2 separate regions of the Mus musculus genome follow, and region 2 is linked to region 1. The links are chromatin contacts, found by POLR2A ChIA-PET in ENCODE. All regions are on one chromosome and are shown on one strand. Each heading gives the region's core, a stretch centred on a gene start or an enhancer-like site at or near the end of the contact. The rest is flanking DNA. Distances are from core to core; before and after follow the strand shown.

Region 1 (3,893 bases), core at 924-3,423:
CTTCCACTTTGGAATCCTCCAGCTGGGGTGAACTTAGACCAAGTTTGGTCATTCATTCATTCATTCATTCATTCAAGTTTTATTGATAGGTCCTGTGGGCTAAGCCTGTGCCAGTTTGGGGACAATAAACATGCCAGGGAAAAAGCTGTTGCTACCTTGAGGTATTGTCTATGACTGGTATCCCAAAGCCAGGGAAGAGACTGGCTGGGCTGAAACTGCTCAGCTTGAGAAAAGAAGTCAAAGACGCTTGAGCATCATTAAATAGGCTTTAGTGGGTATCCTCCCACCAAGATTGTGTAACAGAATTCCACCAGGTGACTGTGTTACTGAGAATCCTCTAGTGGGGAGGATTTGGAAGATATGCTGCATTATCCGATTAAAGCGGATCGTGGAATGCTTCTCCTTAGAGTCCCACCCCTGAGGCGGCAACATCACCGTCCTCAGCAGCTAAGAGCTCTTGCTGAGGGCCTGGGTTTGATTCCCAGCACCCACGGTGGTGACTCACAATCGTGTGTAACTCCAGGTCCACAGGATCTGATGCCCTCCTCTGGCCTCTTGGTGCGCATGCACATGGTGCACATGCAGGCAAGATACTTGCACACAGACAATAAAATAATTGATTATTGATATCAATACTATCTTATTGATAGAAGACATCCAGGAAAATGTAGTTCTCAGCACGTGTATCTACCTATATTTCTTTCTCTCTATACAAACACACACACACACACACACACACACACACACACGACAATGGAGCTTGAGGAAAGGAAAATGTTTGGGTGGGGTCTTAGAGTATTAAACACACTGACCAGGGTCTTGCCCTCTTGTCAATGACAACGGAAAGGTTTAGGGGAGACTAGCTGCAGTTAAGGGCTATGTCCAATTGAGTACTCAAAGATTCGGATGTAGAAGACAAGAGGGGTCATCACCAGGCCTTGGGAATTCCTAGAAGCTTGTCTTCCCCTCCTCCAAATCTTGTCTAATTCTCCAAATCTTGAATCTTTAATTCCTGGTTCCACTCTCAATTGGCCCCTACTCTGGTTTAAATTTTAAAAAAAAGGTTCTTGTCATATCTGAACTTGAGGCCGACCTTAGACTCTCACCTCACATACCTTGATCTAATCTTGGCACCCAAACCTGCCCTCTGAACAATTTGCACGTCTTAAGCTTAACTCTCACTTTCATCATCCAACCGAGGCCCAGGCCTCACTCTAGATCTCAATGAACACCTGGAGCAGCAAGCCGCATCCCACAATGCCCCAAACATTCCAGAATTCTGTAGCTGCATTTAGAGTAGCTCACCCCTCCCACACACCCCACTTCGACTCCCAGGTTAGCTTTGATAGTGGTCCTTCCTTTGCCCAAAAGTCCAGAAGGAGCTGCTGTCTCCCATTCTGTCTCAGCCTCAGCCAGCATCTGGTCCAGCTGTAGCTTCCTCTCTCCATCATCCTATCCCACCTCGACCTGTCTCCCATCCAGATCTCTCTCAAGCCCATTTGACACAGTGATGCTCAAGGGACCCGCCCCTGCCCCGCCCCTCACAGGAGCCACGCCCCTTTGGCATTAAGCCGGCCTGTGGCCCTTGCCCCTATTGGAACCCTGACCCCACCTACAGCCCCGCCTGTCCGCCTCGCACCTGCAACTCCTCGAAGGCATCGTCGATGCCAGTGACCTGGTGTTGCTCGTGCAGCGCGGGCTCATCACAGAAGAAGCAGAGCAGTGCGCGGTCCGTGAGGCAGAAGAGCTTGACCTTGTCGTGAGCCTGGCAGGGTCGCGCGGCTCGGCGCGCGTTGAGGATGGCGTCCAGCGGGAAGGCGCTGTAGCGCTCCACGATGTTGGCCAGCTTGAGGCTGGGCGCGAGCGCGGGCTCGGCGAACGTGCGCCGGCACTCCGGGCAGTCGCGGGCGCCCTGAGCCTCCTGCCGCACCCAGTGCTCGGTGATGCAGCGGCGGCAGAAGTAGTGCTCGCAGCCCAGGCTCACCGGGTCCTGGTAGATGCTCAGGCAGATGGAGCACAGCAGCTCGTCCTTGAGGCTGCACGCCATGGCGCCAGGGGCGGCGCGAAGCGGAGCCCGGGAGGCCGGCGGCCGGCGCGGCGCGATTGGGGGCGGTACCCGGGGGCCAGGCCCACGGGGGCACGGGCGACAGGCGCCGGGGAGCGCGGGGGGAGCTGTCTGCGACGCCGGAGGCGCGAGGGCTCGGTGCCGAGTGGGTGCCACCCGGGATGCGAGCACCGGAGCTCGGTTTCGAGGTCCTAGGTGGCCACCAGCGATGGGCGCTGGAGGAGAGAGGCCGAGGGCGTCCCAAGGAAGGGGCTCCAGGCGAGGAGGATCTAGAGGACCAGACACTCCCAAGGGATAGATGCTGCGAGGAGGAGATCCCGAAGAGGGGCGGAATCCCGGGACCCGAAAAGCTTTGAGAGGGGGTCGAGCTGGGGATGGGGAATTCTGCGGGACAGAGCAGCCAGACCCAGCCGCACCGCGGCTTTGCCCGGCAGAGCAGAGGAGGGGTGCCGGCCCACTCAGCTGCCCGACCCTGGCCGCAGATCCCGGCCCCGCGCGGCCCCTTACCCGCACCAGCTCAGCGGCCACCGCTTCGGTCCAGCGCAGCCTCTCAACCCGGAACCAGCCGAGCCGAACTGCCCGGCGCCCAGGCTCCCTCTCCGCCCCCGCGGGCGGGACCCGAGCCGCTCCGCCCCCGCGGCGGGCGGGGGGAGGGGAGGGGCCTCCAGACCCCGCCTCGCTGCCACTGTGCTCCTGACCCCCAGGGACGGGAAAAACAGCTGTTTCTTCTGGGTCTGCACAGCTGTCAGGTTTGTTTAGGGTCCTGGCGGCAGGGGGCGAGAGGACAGCTAATGAAGAAAAAGTGAGAAGATAGCACCTAAGGAACATCTCTCCGGATGATCAATTTGAAGAACTAAGGGCAATAATAACTGAGTATTAAGACAAGACGGTGCTCTGTAGTCTGCATAGAATATATAATGTTTGCATAGATTGTAGTGATAAAATTAGAGACTTGCCCTGTTGGCATGGGCTAAGTTCAAAGTCGCCATTCTCCTAAACCTTTAGGTTCTATTTCCTCTTCCCTTTCTAAGGAGGGCTCTTAGTAGAAGATTGTGGAGAGAACCCTGCCTAACGTCTAGCTCAAAGGTTCTTTCCATTCATCGGATGTTTCTGCATTGCTGTGTGAGCATGTGTGTGAGTGTGTGTGTGTGTGTGTGTGTGTGTGTGTATAAGAAGTTGGAGTAAGAAAAAAAGTATAATGGGAGACCTTGTCATCTCTGCCAGATGGAGGGGAGGAAAGGGATTTCTAAGAAGGTGAAAGAGAGAGACAGACAGACAGAGAGACAGACAGAGACAGGGAGAACAGAAGCATGAGTGGGGGGGGGCACATGGAGACCTGCATGCTGTTCTGTTCTGTTCTGTTCTGTTGAGAGTGGGATAAGGAAGAAGTTTGGGGAAGGTGAAAGGCATGGGCATCTTAGAGAAGAATTTCTTGAAGGTGTTGGGCTTTCGAGCAGAAAAATGGCCTGCCTTGGTTTGGGTTTCTTGGTGTGCAAGATACACACTACATCATCAGTACAGTGAAGGAGGGGGACCCTTTGCATGCATGCAGTGCTAGGCACGGGTGAGCAACTGTGGCAAAGCCGAGGCCTGCAGGAGGAAGGAAAGGCTGGCCCCAGGGAGGTGGTTGCTGTCTCAGGACCTGCAAGAGGTCAGTTTGCACCGTGATTGTCTGTCAGGATAAGACCATCAGGAAAAAAAAAAAGCACCATGACAATTAGTGGTGGATAAAGGGGGTGATGGGGAGGAGGTATTGAGAGTGTGTTGCATAACTTTTCCTGTGGTGACATGAACAAAGGTATATTCATTCCAGACAGGGCATAGTGAA
Region 2 (3,893 bases), core at 733-3,232, 170 kb before region 1:
TAGAAACTCAGTGAGGTTAAACACACCCACTTCCCAACAAGTCTGGCACTTCTGAGTACACAGTTCCTTCTGAAGGGGAGACAAATGGCAGCATCCTGGAATCTCAGCTCAGCCTTGATACACAGGCTACAATTAAAAGCCTTTAAATCCTTTGAAGCAAGGGTTCACATACCTTTTTACTAGCATTACCTTTACACTAGGCGCTGCAAGTGCCCGAGAGTCTTCTGCCCCCAAAACATGACACACAAGAATATAATTAATCTGTCCAAGGTCACAGAACAGGTAATGGCAGTCTGACTCCCCATCACACTGAAGAGCCCCTTCTTGGCTGCATTTGACCATTCATATATTGGAATGATAGAGACAACCAAGTTTTTTGTTTTGTTTTGTTTTAAAGAAAGGGGGTGGAGGACCTCCACTGAAAGCTTCAGACAGAGAAATCAGTAATTCCTGCTCTAAAGAGTATTTTAACTCACTGACCTTTGAAATCAAGCATACATGGAACATTAAAAAGACTGTCATACAGATTTCAAGACTGAAAAGGTAGGCAAACACATTTTCTCACACCAGATCAACTTCTGGGTAGACACCGCCTCTGAGCCCTATTGATTTTTCTGGTCAAAAAGTCTGTTGTGACTTTGCCCTCGGCAGCACGTTAGGAACCACAAGGTGCCTGCCAGTGGCTTAGCACAGCACGCAGTGCCCAGGGTGCCCCTAGAGCTGTTAGTGAGCTGCCTTCTCTCATCATCTGCATCTCAACTTTCAGCAGCGGTTGTGTGGAAGAACACGCCTTCTGCAATGCTGCTGCTAAGTGCGCCCCTAGCCATATGGACACACCCCTCGGAAGCGCGGCCCCTTCAGTAGGACATTTTCATTCTCTCTCCTATAACAAATATTCCTTCTCAATCATTACGATAACACGCACATACACACACCTCTCCCTTCCTGGGCAAAGAGAAAGAAAACAAAACAAAACAAAAAAAACCCCTGCTCACCCGGATATTCTGACTTAATGGACAGTTCCCTTCTCTTAGCACTCAGCCACCACCTCAAGCCACCTCAAGCAAGTAGGTATAGGGTGCTGAGTGCCATCAGACCGGTTGCAAGGCTGGTCTGAGGGTCGGTTACTCGTGATCGTCCGTCCTCTACCTCCTGCTGGGCACCATCCTCTCCTCCCTCAAGGTGTGTGACACCCGTTGCACCCGGGACGACCCCCGCGGCCACGCCCCCGCGCTCACCCGCAGTCAGGGGCCGGACACCAGCGGCAGTCGGGGTCCGAGGCCAGGTACCGGCGCAGCATGAACTCTTCGTACTTGTGCATGAGCGGCGGGTCGGCCAGCAGCAGACGGATGTCGTGTGGGTTGAGCCGCTCGCTGCACTCGGGGCAGCTGATGGGCACGCGGCTCTCGCTGATCTCCAGGCGCAGGTAGTGGCGGAGGCAGTCCCGGCACGAGCGATGCGGGCAGCTGAGGAGGCGCGGGGCCCGCTCGGGCGGCAGGCGCACCAGGCACAGCGGGCACTCCACCTCCTCCGCGCCGCCGCCCTCCGCCGCCTCGTCCTCCTCCGGCCCGGCAGCCACGGCCTCCGCCTCAGCCTCGGCAGCGGGCTCGGAGGGCAGAGCTTCCACCGGCGGGGCCTGAGCCTCAACCGGGGCCGGAGCGGGCGGCGGCGGCGGCGGCGGCGCAGCCGGGGGCGGCGGTTCGGCCTGAGGCTTGGTCCGGGCGCGGCGGCCGCGGGCCGAGGCGGAGAAGACGCTGTGGAAGGTGAGGCGCCGGCGCCGGCCGCCGCTGCGGCACTTAGGGTCGGGGGCGGCCGCATGGAGCGAGGTGGAGCGCGGCGACTCGGAGTCCTTCTCGGAGCCCATGGCCCGCAGAGGCTGAGGAGCCAGGGGCGCCCAGCGCCGCCGTAGCTCCCGCCTCAGCGCCCCCTCCCAGCCGGCGCCCCGGCCGCCGCCGCCGCCGCCACCGCCTCGGCAGTCCTCCCAGAGACAGAAGCCGACCAGCCGCTACGAAGTGGTTATAAAGCCTCCGCCCCGCGCGCCGCGGGCAACTGCGCAGGCGCCGGCCTCAGACACCTCACAACCCGCGCGGCCCCGCGAGAGGAGCTGGGCGGGGCCTGGAGGGCGGGGCCTGCAGGCTGCGGCGAAGCCCCGCCTTCTGCGGTCAGGTGGTCCGGCGCAGCCATATTTTGCACAGGCTCCACCCTCCGTTCCTTGTCCAGGAGTCAGGGGTCTTCTTTTCAATGAGGATGCCTTCATTTCGTCTGTAAAAAGAAGACGAGCGTTGATCTGGTAGTGATTCCCGCCGATCCACCGCCCAACATTTCTGTTGATGCTAGCCATTAAGTGGTAAGGAATATAGTCACTCATTGAAGATCCTCAAAGTGAGCCGCACTTCTAGATAAGACAGGCAGGCTCCCCTATCTTCAAGAATGAGTCCAGAGTTTTCATTCTAGCATTTGCTGTTTTCTGTCAACTAGTGAACTTACTCCTAAGCTGTATCTCTCAGGTACTCTGGTTAGTCACTGTTGGTAGAAAGAGGCCCAACAATTTCGCTTCTAGAAATGGTTTCTTTCAGTCCCCCTTCCCCAGTTCCTCTAACAAAAGACCCTTAGGCTTGGTGATGAGAAAAGCAAATACCTTCAACAGCAGCAAAGCCAGGTCAGGATTAGATTTTGGCTTAGAGAAATGAGAGAGGGAGGCTTATGATAGAGAATTTTCTTTCCATGAAAAATATGTCCGAAGATCGACAGTTCAAGCTTCTGTCTTAAGCTCACCTCATTCTGCCATATTCCAAACGGTGGGAAGAAAAATGTCTTATTTTAAGAAGACTGCTTAGGAAGTTCTGCCCAGTTTTGCTTGAATCTCATTGGTTAAAACAATCATCTTGATGCATCTTTCTTTAAAGATAAAAACAGTGTCTTGTTATTAATAAGGAATGGCAGTGAAGGCTTACAGTGATTCACTTGTCTAGCATGCCTTAAGGAGATGGGGGTGGGGATCGTGCAATGTAGGAACAGATATGTGAACATAGTAAGTTGTTTGATTTTTTTTTCCTGGCCAATACTTAAAACCAGATCCGCAACTCTTTAAACTTTTGAGATTACAACAACACAGCAAACGAAGCCCATTGGAAGAAATGTCCGGTAATGAAAACTAAGAACAGGGTCTAGTGGCCTAAGAAGGTATGATGTCATAGATGATCAAGCAGGTGTGATGTCATAGATGCCAAGACAATTTGTTTGCAAGAGGAAGTGGTCAGCCGTCAATTGTGACAAATGCTGCCAAGAACCCAAGAAAGAGAAGGACAGAAAAATATGACGGCTGGAATTGACAACACCAGGACTTTGTGTGTGTGTGTGTGTGTGTGTGTGTGTGTGTGTGTGTGTGTGTGTGTGTAGGGCAGAAGGGTAGTTTTCCTTAAGAAGAAAAGAGGTTTAATGCTAGATAGCTAAAACACACTTCCGTGAACACGTCACCAGCTCCAGCTCTTGCTGGGTCTGTATGACACTCGGCTAGGCTCTGTCTGTCGTGTTAACAAATATTCTAAATAGCTCGATGGCTTTAACGCAGGACATATTTTCCCCACCCGTGGAAACCTGCCTTGATGGTTACTCTTTGCTATCAATTTGGTTGGATTTAGAATCACCACAAAGGCACATCTCTGCTTGTGTCCGTAAGAATGGTTTCCCAGTAGCTGAAATGAAGAAGGTGAATAGTGGCACCGTCCCATGGGCAGAGGTTCTGGGACTGAGTCGACAGGAGGACGAAGCTGAACACCAGCTCTCTCTCTCTGCTTCCTGACTATGGATACAATGTAAGCAGGACCTCCTGTGACCAAGATTCCTCCTCCATGACAGCCTGTCCACTCAAACTGAGAGCCAAAATCAACCCT

What was found. ChIA-PET counts read pairs that join two places held with the same protein, here RNA polymerase II (POLR2A).
Region 2: POLR2A ChIA-PET joins it to region 1 with 18 read pairs in embryonic stem cell. The contact joins the promoter of 1700086P04Rik here to the promoter of Trim62 in region 1. POLR2A ChIA-PET finds 5 or more read pairs at or near these places in 4 of 5 experiments (Patski and embryonic stem cell).

Annotation. Positions count from the first base shown.
Region 1 is chr4:128,882,324-128,886,216 of GRCm38, reverse strand. It overlaps Trim62 (tripartite motif-containing 62), which reads right to left and starts at 2,173. Exons shown (of 5, transcript NM_178110.3): 1 at 1,640-2,173. The coding sequence starts at 2,047. It overlaps Gm33760 (a long non-coding RNA gene), which reads right to left. Exons shown (of 3, transcript XR_003955115.1): 3 at 3,885-3,893.
Region 2 is chr4:129,056,242-129,060,134 of GRCm38, reverse strand. 1700086P04Rik (a long non-coding RNA gene) reads left to right here and starts at 1,982. Exons shown (of 2, transcript XR_868180.3): 1 at 1,982-2,347. It overlaps Rnf19b (ring finger protein 19B), which reads right to left and starts at 1,991. Exons shown (of 9, transcript NM_029219.2): 1 at 1,239-1,991. The coding sequence starts at 1,864.